Regions from separate parts of the Mus musculus genome. Here region 1 is linked to region 2. A link is a loop called in an ENCODE intact Hi-C map of the cell type or tissue named here. Cell type or tissue: left cerebral cortex. All regions are shown on one strand. Links, peaks and the distances in the headings refer to the core of each region. The heading gives the core; the rest is flanking DNA.

Evidence for each region. A loop is a pair of places that touch in the nucleus more often than their neighbours do. Peaks named below come from ENCODE experiments on the same cell type or tissue, not always from the same donor. Only the 100,000 strongest peaks of a DNase experiment are listed, where the experiment ranks them.
Region 1: a loop joins it to region 2, with 2.7 times the contacts of the local background. A loop is called at or near these places in 1 of 42 quality-filtered maps.

Annotation. Positions count from the first base shown.
Region 1 is chr17:34,669,534-34,674,695 of GRCm38, reverse strand. Tnxb (tenascin XB) reads right to left here and starts at 4,161. Exons shown (of 33, transcript NM_031176.2): 1 at 3,792-4,161; 2 at 1,809-3,641; 3 at 1,344-1,459. The coding sequence starts at 4,161. In left cerebral cortex, for the core only: a CTCF peak has its summit at 3,119; no DNase peak of the experiment used is centred there; H3K4me3 peaks cover 888 bases.
Region 2 is chr17:34,885,096-34,890,257 of GRCm38, reverse strand. No RefSeq gene overlaps it. Among named protein-coding and RNA genes, the nearest start is that of C2, 5.6 kb to the right of the region's middle. In left cerebral cortex, for the core only: no CTCF peak of the experiment used is centred there; no DNase peak of the experiment used is centred there.

The sequences.
Region 1 (5,162 bases), core at 766-4,765, 220 kb after region 2:
CCGAGGAGAAGCCTATATATAGACTAAAGGGACAGGCACCGAATGCCTCCTTTCTTCCCTCCCTCTCCTCCCTCCCTTTGTCTCTCTTCCCTTCCTCCCTCCCTCACTTCCTCTGTCCCTCTTTTCCTTCCTCCCTCCCTCTTTTCCTTCCTCCCTCCCTCCATCCTTTCTTCCCTTTTTCCTTCTTCCTCCCTCCCTTCTTCCTTCCCTCTTCTTTCCTCCCTCCCTCCATCTTTCTCTTCCCCCTTCCTCCTTCCTTCTTTTCTTTCCTTTATTATCTCCTTCCTTTTTGCTTATCTATATTTTTGTCTTTTTTTATTTTTTTCTGGAGGGGGTGTTATTTATTTGTTTTGGAGTGTTTGTTTGTTTTTGAGACAGAGTTTCTTTGCATAGCCCTTGCTTGTCCTGGAACTAGTTATGTAGACCAGGCTACCCTCAAACTCAGAGATCTGCATGTCTCTGCCTCTCGAGTGCTAGGATTAAAGGCCTGCTTGTCTATCAATTCTCAATGTTCTGTTTGCTTTGGGCTTCCATGAGATTTACAATAAAAAGATAAGCAAACATGACCAAAACCACGGAGAGTTTGTGTCGAGTGCAGGTCAGTACATAGAAACTGAGAAAACGTCATGGGTCCCAAGTCAGCCCCTGGATCTCCCTGTTTTGGGGGCAGAGGCATGGATCAGTAAAGAGTCTGAGAGCAGAGCACAGGGCTGGGGGAGAGGGTGGGGGTTTTCCTGAGGAGTCTGAGGTGGTGGCTGAGAACCCCGAGCATAGGAAGCAAGGACAGCACCATGTACCCTGATGCTGGTGCCCGGCCAAGGCAAATGGACGGGTGCAGAATGGGAGCTGATGTGAGTTCAGCAACAAAAACTAACAGCAGGGCTGGAGAGATGGCTCAGTGGTTAAGAGCACTGGCTGCTGCCCCAGAGGTCAGGAGTTCAATTCCCAGCACCCACACGGTGGCTCACAACCATCTGTAATGGGATCCGATGCCGTCTTCTGGTGTGTCTGAAGACAGAGATAGTGTGTGTGTACTCATATACGTAAGATAAATAAATCTCAAAAACAAACAAAAGCCCCTATCAATGACTGCCATACACTGAGCAGCCAGGAGAATCGAGTTCAGCATTACCATCATCACCATCATCACCATCATCACCATCATTATCATCATTATCACCTAGCTTCCACAGACCAATGATGAGGCCTCTGTGCCAGGCTGGGGCAGCCTAAGAAGGCATTTGGAGCAGACTCGGGTGCCCGTCATCTGGAGTCTCAGGAGTCTCTTGCACAAGGCAAGCCCTCCCCTCCTTTCACCCACAACTCTGTCCATCTGGCCTCACCATGGGGATAAACTGGATTTCATAGGCATCCACAGGACCGGGAGCTCGTGTCCACTCTGTCCGGACTGTTGTCTCCTCTAGAAGATGCATCCTCATGTTCTGGATGGCTGGTATCTCTGCCCAGGATGGAACAAGACAAGCTGATTAGCCGGGAGCAGCATCCCCATGGCTCTCCGAGGAGGCACTCAGGGCCACACTGAAGGGCACATCTTTGCTCCCACTACCCAAACGCAGGTCCCTCAAATTTCCCCATGTCCTGAACACAGAAGCTTTAAAAAGATCTAAAGATGAGACTTTCCACTGGCATGTGCTTGTGGTTCCACTACCCTTGGTGGTCGGGGTCCTTCTGACCGACCCCTCACTATACAACTCCCTCCATTCTTCCTCCAGGTCCCTATGCCTCAGGCTCCTGCTACCAGAATCCCTGCTCTTGCCCCAGAGTATTGGAGAAGGTGCCTGGCTCACCTTCCCCGCAGTCGTCCCCAGCGTAGCCTTCTTGGCAGACGCATCTGCCCTGGATACACTCTCCCCTGCTGCGACAGTCACCTGGGCACGTCTGGATGGCACAGTCTGGGCCTCGAAAGCCCTCAACACACACGCATTGTCCGGCGCGGCACAGTTCCCGCGGCCCACAGCCCCCAGGGCAGGCACTAGCAGGAGGCTCTTCCTGTCCACAGTCCTCACCGCTGTAGCCAACGTAGCACATGCACACTCCCTGCACGCAGCGCCCACGGCCACGACAATCAGCTGGACAGGTTCGAGTGGCACATGCGGGCCCGGTGTAGCCTGGGTTGCACACACAGCGCCCGTCCTCACAGCGGCCACGCCGGCGACAGTCGGCCGGGCAGGTGCGAATGCTGCAGTCTTCGCCCGCATAGCCTGCGTGGCACATGCACAAGCCATCCTGACACACGCCGTGCTGGCTGCAATCGCGGGGACACCGTCTTATGCCACAGTCCTCACCCGAGTAGCCTTCGTCGCACTCGCAGAGCCCATTCAGGCACTGGCCGCGGCCTCTGCAGTCGCTGGGACAGCTGCGAGTGCTGCAGTCGTCGCCAGAGTAGCCCACAGCGCACACGCACACGCCGTTCTCGCAGTGGCCGTGTCCGCGACAGTCCCCAGGACACCGACGGCTCCCGCAGTCCTCGCCAGTGAAGCCCGGATTGCACACGCAGCGGCCGTCCACGCAGCGCCCGCGTCCACGACAGTCACCGGGGCAGGCACGCGTGCCACAGTCTCGGCCTGTGTACCCAGGCCAGCACACGCAGCGGCCGCTCTCGCAGTTCCCACGGCCGCGACAGTCCCCGGGGCAGCTGCGCACCCCGCAGTCCTCGCCGCTGTAGCCCGCATGGCACACGCACACGCCATCCTCGCAGCGCCCGCGGCCCCTGCAGTCCCGTGGGCAGGCGCGCGTGCTACAGTCCGCTCCAGTATACCCGGGCCAGCACACGCAGCGGCCATCCTCACAGTGGCCCCTTTGGTTACAGTCCCCGGGGCAGCTCCGCACACCGCAGTCGTCGCCACTGTAGCCTGCGTCACAGATACATTCCCCGTCCTCGCAGCGGCCCCGGCCACGGCAGTCACGCGGGCACGTCCGCGTGCTACAGTCTTCGCCCGAGTACCCGGGCCAGCACACGCAGCGACCGTCCACGCAGCGCCCTCCGTCGCCACAGTCCCATGGGCAGGTCCTCATGCTGCAATCTTCGCCACTATAGCCGGGATCGCACACACAGCGGCCGTCCTCGCAGCGACCCCTCTGGCTGCAGCCCCTGGGACAGTTCCGCACCCCACAGTCCTCGCCAGAGTAGCCGGGGTTGCACACGCAGAGGCCGTTCTCGCAGCGGCCTCTTTGGCTGCATCCCCTGGGACAGCTCCGCACCCCACAGTCCTCACCGGAGTAGCCGGGGTCACACACGCAGCGTCCTTCCTCGCAGCGTCCTCTCTGGTTGCAGTTGCGAGGGCAAGAGCGCTGGCTGCAGTCAGGGCCTGAGAAGCCCGCGCGACACACGCACACGCCCTTCACGCAGCGCCCGCGCCCCTGACAATCTCCAGGGCAAGAGGGCCAGCTACAGCTGGGGCCACTGTAGCCGGGGAAGCACACGCAGCGTCCTCGGACGCAGCGTCCCTGGTCGTTGCAGTCTTCGGGACAGGACTTGGAGGGCGGCGATGAGGTGGGCGTCTTTGTGTCCGTAGGGTCTGAGCAGGTGGGTCCACCCCAGCCAGGCTCACAGGAACAGGCGCAGCGGCTCAGGTCAAAGACACCGTGGAGGCTGCAGAGGCTGCGCACGTCAGTCTGGCCTGGAGCAATAAGAAGTGAGACCCAGCCCGTGTAAGTGTCCTATGGACATCTTATTTTCAAAAGGTCATTTTAGCTCCTAGTTGCTTGGCGATTCTCCCATCCCCACCCTCTTTCCCCCCCCCTCCTCCCCCACCCCACCAGCGGCTCACCTGTGCCAGCTTGGGCCGCAGTGGGACAGCATCCTCCTGTGCAGTGCTCCTTAAGCCCTTTTACCAGCTCCTCCAGGATCTCCAGGCGGACCCTCAGGGCCTGCACCTCTGAAGCAGGCACCGGGGGCTCAGAGCCCGGGGGACAGCCGCAGCCGGCTGACGGGGGCAGGTTAATGCGATGGGTGAACACCACCTGCTTCTCTCCTCCTTCCACAGTATGCTCGTACAGCTGAGAAGAAGGACCACCGGGCTTGGGAGGGGGCCGTGGGGCCGGAAGTGTCACATTAGACCGAGGAGAGAATGGGCCTGCTCTGGCTAAGCCAAGCAACACCAGGATGGTCAGAATAGACGGGGTGCACTGAGCTGCCATGGTTCAGAAGGCTGGGGGGAGGGGGGGGAAAAACACCCGTGTGAGAACTGACTCAGTAAAGGTCAGTTCCCCTCATCTCCAGCACACATCAGCAGAACACCTACTGGCAACAAACTCAGCTCACACATGGATGAAAATCCAAAGCTGAAGAAGGGCCTCTCTGGGCAGATCTGGTCTGTCTCTTTCTGATGTCGTCTGCTCACTGTCTTCCCTCCTTCACCGTGTTCCTCTCACCGATACTATGCTCCAAACCCATCTTCTGTTTGCTCTGCAAAGACTACCCTAAGGCCTCTGTGCTTTGCCCCCTCTGTCTAGAATGCTCTTTTTGACGCCTACAAGCTGACATCTTAACAGTTCTGCCCTTACTCAGGCCATCCTCATGTCGGGCAGAGCCGCTTGTCCCCACCCTCCCAATCACAGAGGCCCGCCCACGCTCCACATAGCACTCAGCATCCCATGAGAACAGGTACCTCGCCTGACCCCACTCTGCTGCATGTGCTTAGCATGAAAAGTTGCTGGATAAGGTTGGTGCCAACACGTCTGTGCCAAGGGAGTCTGGCCGATGAGTACAGAGGCCATGGCCTTCCCCAAACACCTGGACCAGCTCCCCAGTGCCCAGTGCACAGCCTGACAGACTCCTGTAGGGGTGAGAGTGAGTCCATCCCACTCCTTTCTCTACCCTTCCCCCTCCCCCCTCCTCTTCCTCTTCTCCTCTTCCTCTTCCTCCCCTCCTCCTCATTCTCTTCCTCTTCTTCTCCTCCTTCTCTTCCTCTTCCTCCTCCTCCCCTCCACCTTCTTTTCACCTCCTTCCTCCTCTTCCTCCTCCTCTTCTTCCTCCTCCTCTTCTTCCTCCTCTTCTCCCTTCTCCTCTTCTTCCTCTTCTCCCTCCTCCTCTTCTTCCTTCTCCTCTTCTTCCTCTCTCTCTTCCTCCTTCTCCTTCTCTTTCTTTAATGCAGGTCTCCTGTAGCTCAGGCTAGCTTCACATCCACTATGCAGCCCAG
Region 2 (5,162 bases), core at 367-4,366:
CTGTTCCCAGCACTCACGTGACAGCTTACAAGGGTCTCTAACTCTGGTCCCAGGGGAATCTGGCATTTTCTGCTGGCCTCCAAGGGCACCAGACATACACATGGGGCACATTACCTACTCACAGGCAAAACACTCATACACGCAGCATAAAAATGATAAGAGTCCTTTTAAATTTGTTTGTAAAGCAAAAGTTTAACATTTAAAAAATCATTAAAGTTACTAGGGCTAGTGGGTAAAGGCACTTTCCCTCCAGCCTGAGTTCAAACCCTGGGGTCCACACAGGGGAAAGAGAGAACAGATGCCCGTAAGTCCTACGGCCTACGACCTCCACAGTGCATCGTGGAGAATGCTCCCCATAAAAAAAAAAAAAAAAAAAAAAAAAAAAAAAAAAAAAAAAAAAAAAAAAAACAAACAAACAAAAAAACATAGAATAAGGAAATGTAAGGAAAAGGTGATATTAAAATCAGACCTAGCTGGGCGTGATGGCACACGCCTTTAATCCCAGCGCTGGGGAGGCAGAGGCAGGCGGATTTCTGAGTTTGAGGCCAGCCTGGTCTACAAAGTGAGTTCCAGGATAGCCAGGGCTACACAGAGAAACCCTGTCGAAAAACCAATAAATAAATAAATAAAATAAAAAATAAAAAATAAATAAAAATAAATAAAATCAGACCTGGTACTCACTTAGCAGGAGGGCAATCATGCCTAGCCAACCACACACAGCTACTGAAGTCATGGCTCTTGGAGGAGAACCTATAACCAACCAGCACTTTACAACGTTTCCCCTAACCATATCCTAAAGATTGTCTTTATACCACAGACAAGGGTAGTCCACACCCCTCCCCCTTCAAAGAAAGTTCTCTTGGCATCAGACATACAGTTACAGAAAGCCACAACCCATCAACATGTGGACTTGTGGAGCCCACTCCCAATGGATATGACAATATGACCCTTGGACCTAAGGCTCAGGGATCATTGAGGAAGAGGGATGGAAAGACTGTCAAAGCCTGAGAATCAGTGAGTTTTTTTTATGAGACTGTGTTTTCTAGGAACATCAGAAACTCCGTCCATTAAAGTCTCACCAACATGACCACCAAACAGGAACTGGACAAGGATGGCACGGATGGACAGATGGACATGCCAGAGCAGATGGGGAAGCCCATGACGCCTCAGCCCTACACAAAGGACTGCAGGCAACTAAGGAAAGCTGAGAGCAGACGGAGCTTTCCCCAGGGAAGAGCACAGCAGTTGGTCACTCAATACCAAATTGTCAGCCAGGAAAACATACATATAAGTAACATTATACAGACTGAGCACATACTTATGTATTTAGGTATGTATATGCCATATGTATGTGTGTGTGTATATATACATATATACATGTGGTATATATACATAGATGTATGTATATATATATATATATATATATATACATACACACATATATGGTATATGTACATGCATGTATGTATGAATATATACGACACACATATATGTTGGATGTATGTAATGACAACTAATGGAAAAAGAGACCATGAACTTGAAAGAGACCGGTGAAGTTAGAGTGAGAAGTGGGAAGGAGAGAAATTATGTAATTAAATTATAATCTCAAAACTAAAAGAAATAATTAAATAATTAAAAAATTTACACAACTTGGCCTAATAGACATGCCTGCCATCCCAGCATGTGGGAGGCTCACCTCAAGACTCAGGCAGGGGGATGAGGAGACTCACCTCAAGGCTCAGGCAGGGGGATGAGGAGACTCACCTCAAGGCTGTCTTTGGCTCCTATCCTGCTGCCAGATCTCTTGAGACCCGGTGTCAAACAGCCAATATGCAGCCAGGTCTGATGGCAAAGGCTTTTAATCCCAACACTCGGGAGGCAGAGACAGGCAGATCTCCGAGTTCAAGGCCAGTCTGGTCTACAAAGCAAATTCCAGGACAGCCAGGACTATACATAGAAACCCTGTCTCAAAAAGCCAAAACTGAGCAGTATGTAAGCAAACACAAATTGGTAGTTGACCGGGGTGGCTCAGCGGTGCCTGGCCAAGTATTACACAAGAAGCCCTGGGTTCGTTTCCTGACTTAGTGATTCAGAAGGAAGGAGAAGAGACCCCTGGCAGTATTACATTGGAAACTCACCACATCTGTTCGCTCGTCTGAGGCAGAGTCTCACTATGTACCCCTGACTGGCCTGGTAAATGTAGGTTAGAGAAGCATGGAATTTATGCAATCCTCCTGCTTCTGTCTCTTGAGTGCATTCTGAGGCTCTGTCAGCTAACTAAGGACTTCTGATGTGTAGGACCCCTGCTCACAGTCATTGTCTAATGCCACTTGGCTGTGTAAGGTAGAAAAATTAAGTTTGACCCCCTAGACCAAGTTAGAGCCAAGAAAGAAAAATAGTTGGTCTCTGAAGCAGCCTGTTCTGAGAACTGGCTGACCACAGAACATATAATTATACAAGCCGGTTCAGTGACCTTGTTCCAGGACCTGGCCGACCACAAAGATTAAAATCTTGAGAACAATCTTGAGAAGCAGGGAGTTTCCCCTTGTGATTTTTAGTTCCCCCTTGTGATTCTTCACTGGTATTTTCAGTATTTTCCAATAACACCCTCCCTACCCCCTTGGGTTATGGTTTTTCCTTTAAATACCCCCTTTCCCAGCTGCTCGAGGTTGAACTCCTCTACCCCTGCATGGGATACGAGTCGGCCCCAGTGCACTGGTTCCTGTCAATAAACCTTGTGCAATTGCAGCAAGGACAGTCTCTCGTGAGTTCTTGGGGGGGGGGGTCGCATCATCCCTACAATTAAGTGAGGGCCTCCCATCTTCGGGGGTCTTTCAGCTGTAACTTCAGCAAGACTCAGACATTTGGTTCTGTCCTGTGGCTGGGAGGCAGAAACTGGGAGTATTGATAAGTAACCTGCATGGTTCCCACAGCTGGGTTCTGTGAGAACCAGTACACACACACAGACACACATACACACAGACCTCCCTCCCCACACAGACACAAACACACACACACACACAGACACACACACACAGATACAGACACACACAGACCCCCCCCACAGAGATACACACACACAGACACACATAGACCCACACACACAGACCCCCCACACACACACATCCCCTTTACCATGCACATCAACCCCTGCCTGACAGCAAGTTCAAAGTCACTTCAACTCCTTGTTTCTACTGTCTATGAATTTGAACTCGGGGAGATCTGCCGATCAGTGACTAGAACTATGTGTCACCAGGCCCCACCCATCCCCTAAAAAATTACTTGTGTGTGTATGTGTGTAAGCATAAACTTTTTGCGACCTACTTTTAATAAGGGCTCAACCTCTCCTCTAGCCCACCACCCAGCAGAGGTAGTAGAAGAGAAAAGTTGTTAGGATATGGGGGAAGCGGTCCTGTTCAGCAATAGTTCTTTGCGGGCGAGTTGATCTTCTTTGGCAGTAGTTCAGTCCTGTAGCAAACACCAAATACAGTTTAGCAGCTGCAGACCAGCCCTCTAGGCAGGTAGACACAAGGCAGCTACAGTCCAGTCCGTTCAGCAAGCAGACACTGGGTAGCTGTGGTTCAATCCTGATGAAACTGCCAGGAACCTCCTGAGCAGATCTTAGGTGAGTTTCTCTCACTGGCAGCGTTATCACAGTGGAGCTCACAACACCATGTAAAGTGAACCAATACATGTGTGTCTTTAGCAAAGAATAGCAAAGTGGAGCAAACCAAACCAATTCTCATGCTCCCCATGTCTGTGGGGTCATATTTATACTTCATCACGCATTCTTTCACGTGTTTGCTATGTCAAAACATCCTTTCACCTTTGTCTGCTTCAGGAAAACAGTCTTTCACATGTTTGCTTAAGCAAGACATCCTTTCGCCTGTGTGCCCCAGCAAAACACCATTTGACATAACTAACTTTCCAAAGAACTAGAAGTTTCCAATTTGGTGTGCGTATGTGTGTGCAGGCCTGTGCACATGTGTGTATACATGTATGTGTGCTTGTGCATGCATGTGTGTGCATTCACATGAATGTATGTGTGGGATACACATGTGATGTGTGTGTATGCATGCATATGTACAAGCGTGTGTGTGTGTGTGTGTGTGTGTGTGTGTGTGTGTGTGTGTGTATAACTATTGAGAAGTCGGCTCTCTCCTCCCACTATATGAATCTAGAAAGTTGAATGCAGGCTTGTCTGCAGGCTTATCAGCAACTCCTGATTCCCACTGAGCCATTGCTTCAGCCTCTCTGACTCCCTTCTTCCACACAACTGTTTTTGGGGGGTGGGGTGGGGTGGGGTTGAGACAGGGTCTCTGCTAGCTGAGCCTGTCCTGGAATTTGTTCAGAACTGAAGGATGACCTTGCGCTCCTGATCCTCCCGACTCAGTGCTAGAGTTACAGCCATGAGCCACCACTCCAAGCTTTTTGATCTCAGCAGTTGGAATTTTAGAAATTTAGAATATGATTTGGCTCCAAGGAACTGACTCATGGTAACTGAAGTCAGGAAACAGCTTATGGTCCCTGCAGATATAACTTCAGGATGATTCAGTGTATCCCACAGCTTCAGCGTATCCCACAGCTTCAGTGTATCCCACAACTTCATCCTTTGCTCAGTTGGGGTTTTTTTTTTTTTTTTTACAAAGTTATTTATTCATTCCCAATTTTATTTATTTATTTACTTTTGAGACAAGGTTTCCCTATGCATATGTAAGACTGGCTGGCCTGCACCGCACTATGAAGACCAGGCTGGCATTGAACTCAGAGATCTACCTGCTTCTGCCTCCTGGATGCTGGGATCAAAGGTGTGTGCCACTAGGCCCACTCAATAAGAGTAAATCTCAAAGCCAAGACAAAACACCAGCTGGGCACAGTGGCTAATGCCTTTCATCCTAGTATTCAGAAGACAGCTCTCTGTGAGTTAGAGGCCAGCTTGGTCTACACAGCAAATTCCAGGCCAGCTAGCCCTACATAAGTGAAATCTCATCTTAAAAACAAAAACAAATCAACAAAAAGTTTCCATAGATTGAGAGTGAAGCTCAGTGGGTAGAGTGCTGGCCTAGCATTCAGGAAGTCCCAGTGTTATATATGTCAGGTGTGGTGGCACATGTCTATAATCCCAGCATGCAGGGCTACAGAGAGGATTTGGGCTGTGAGAG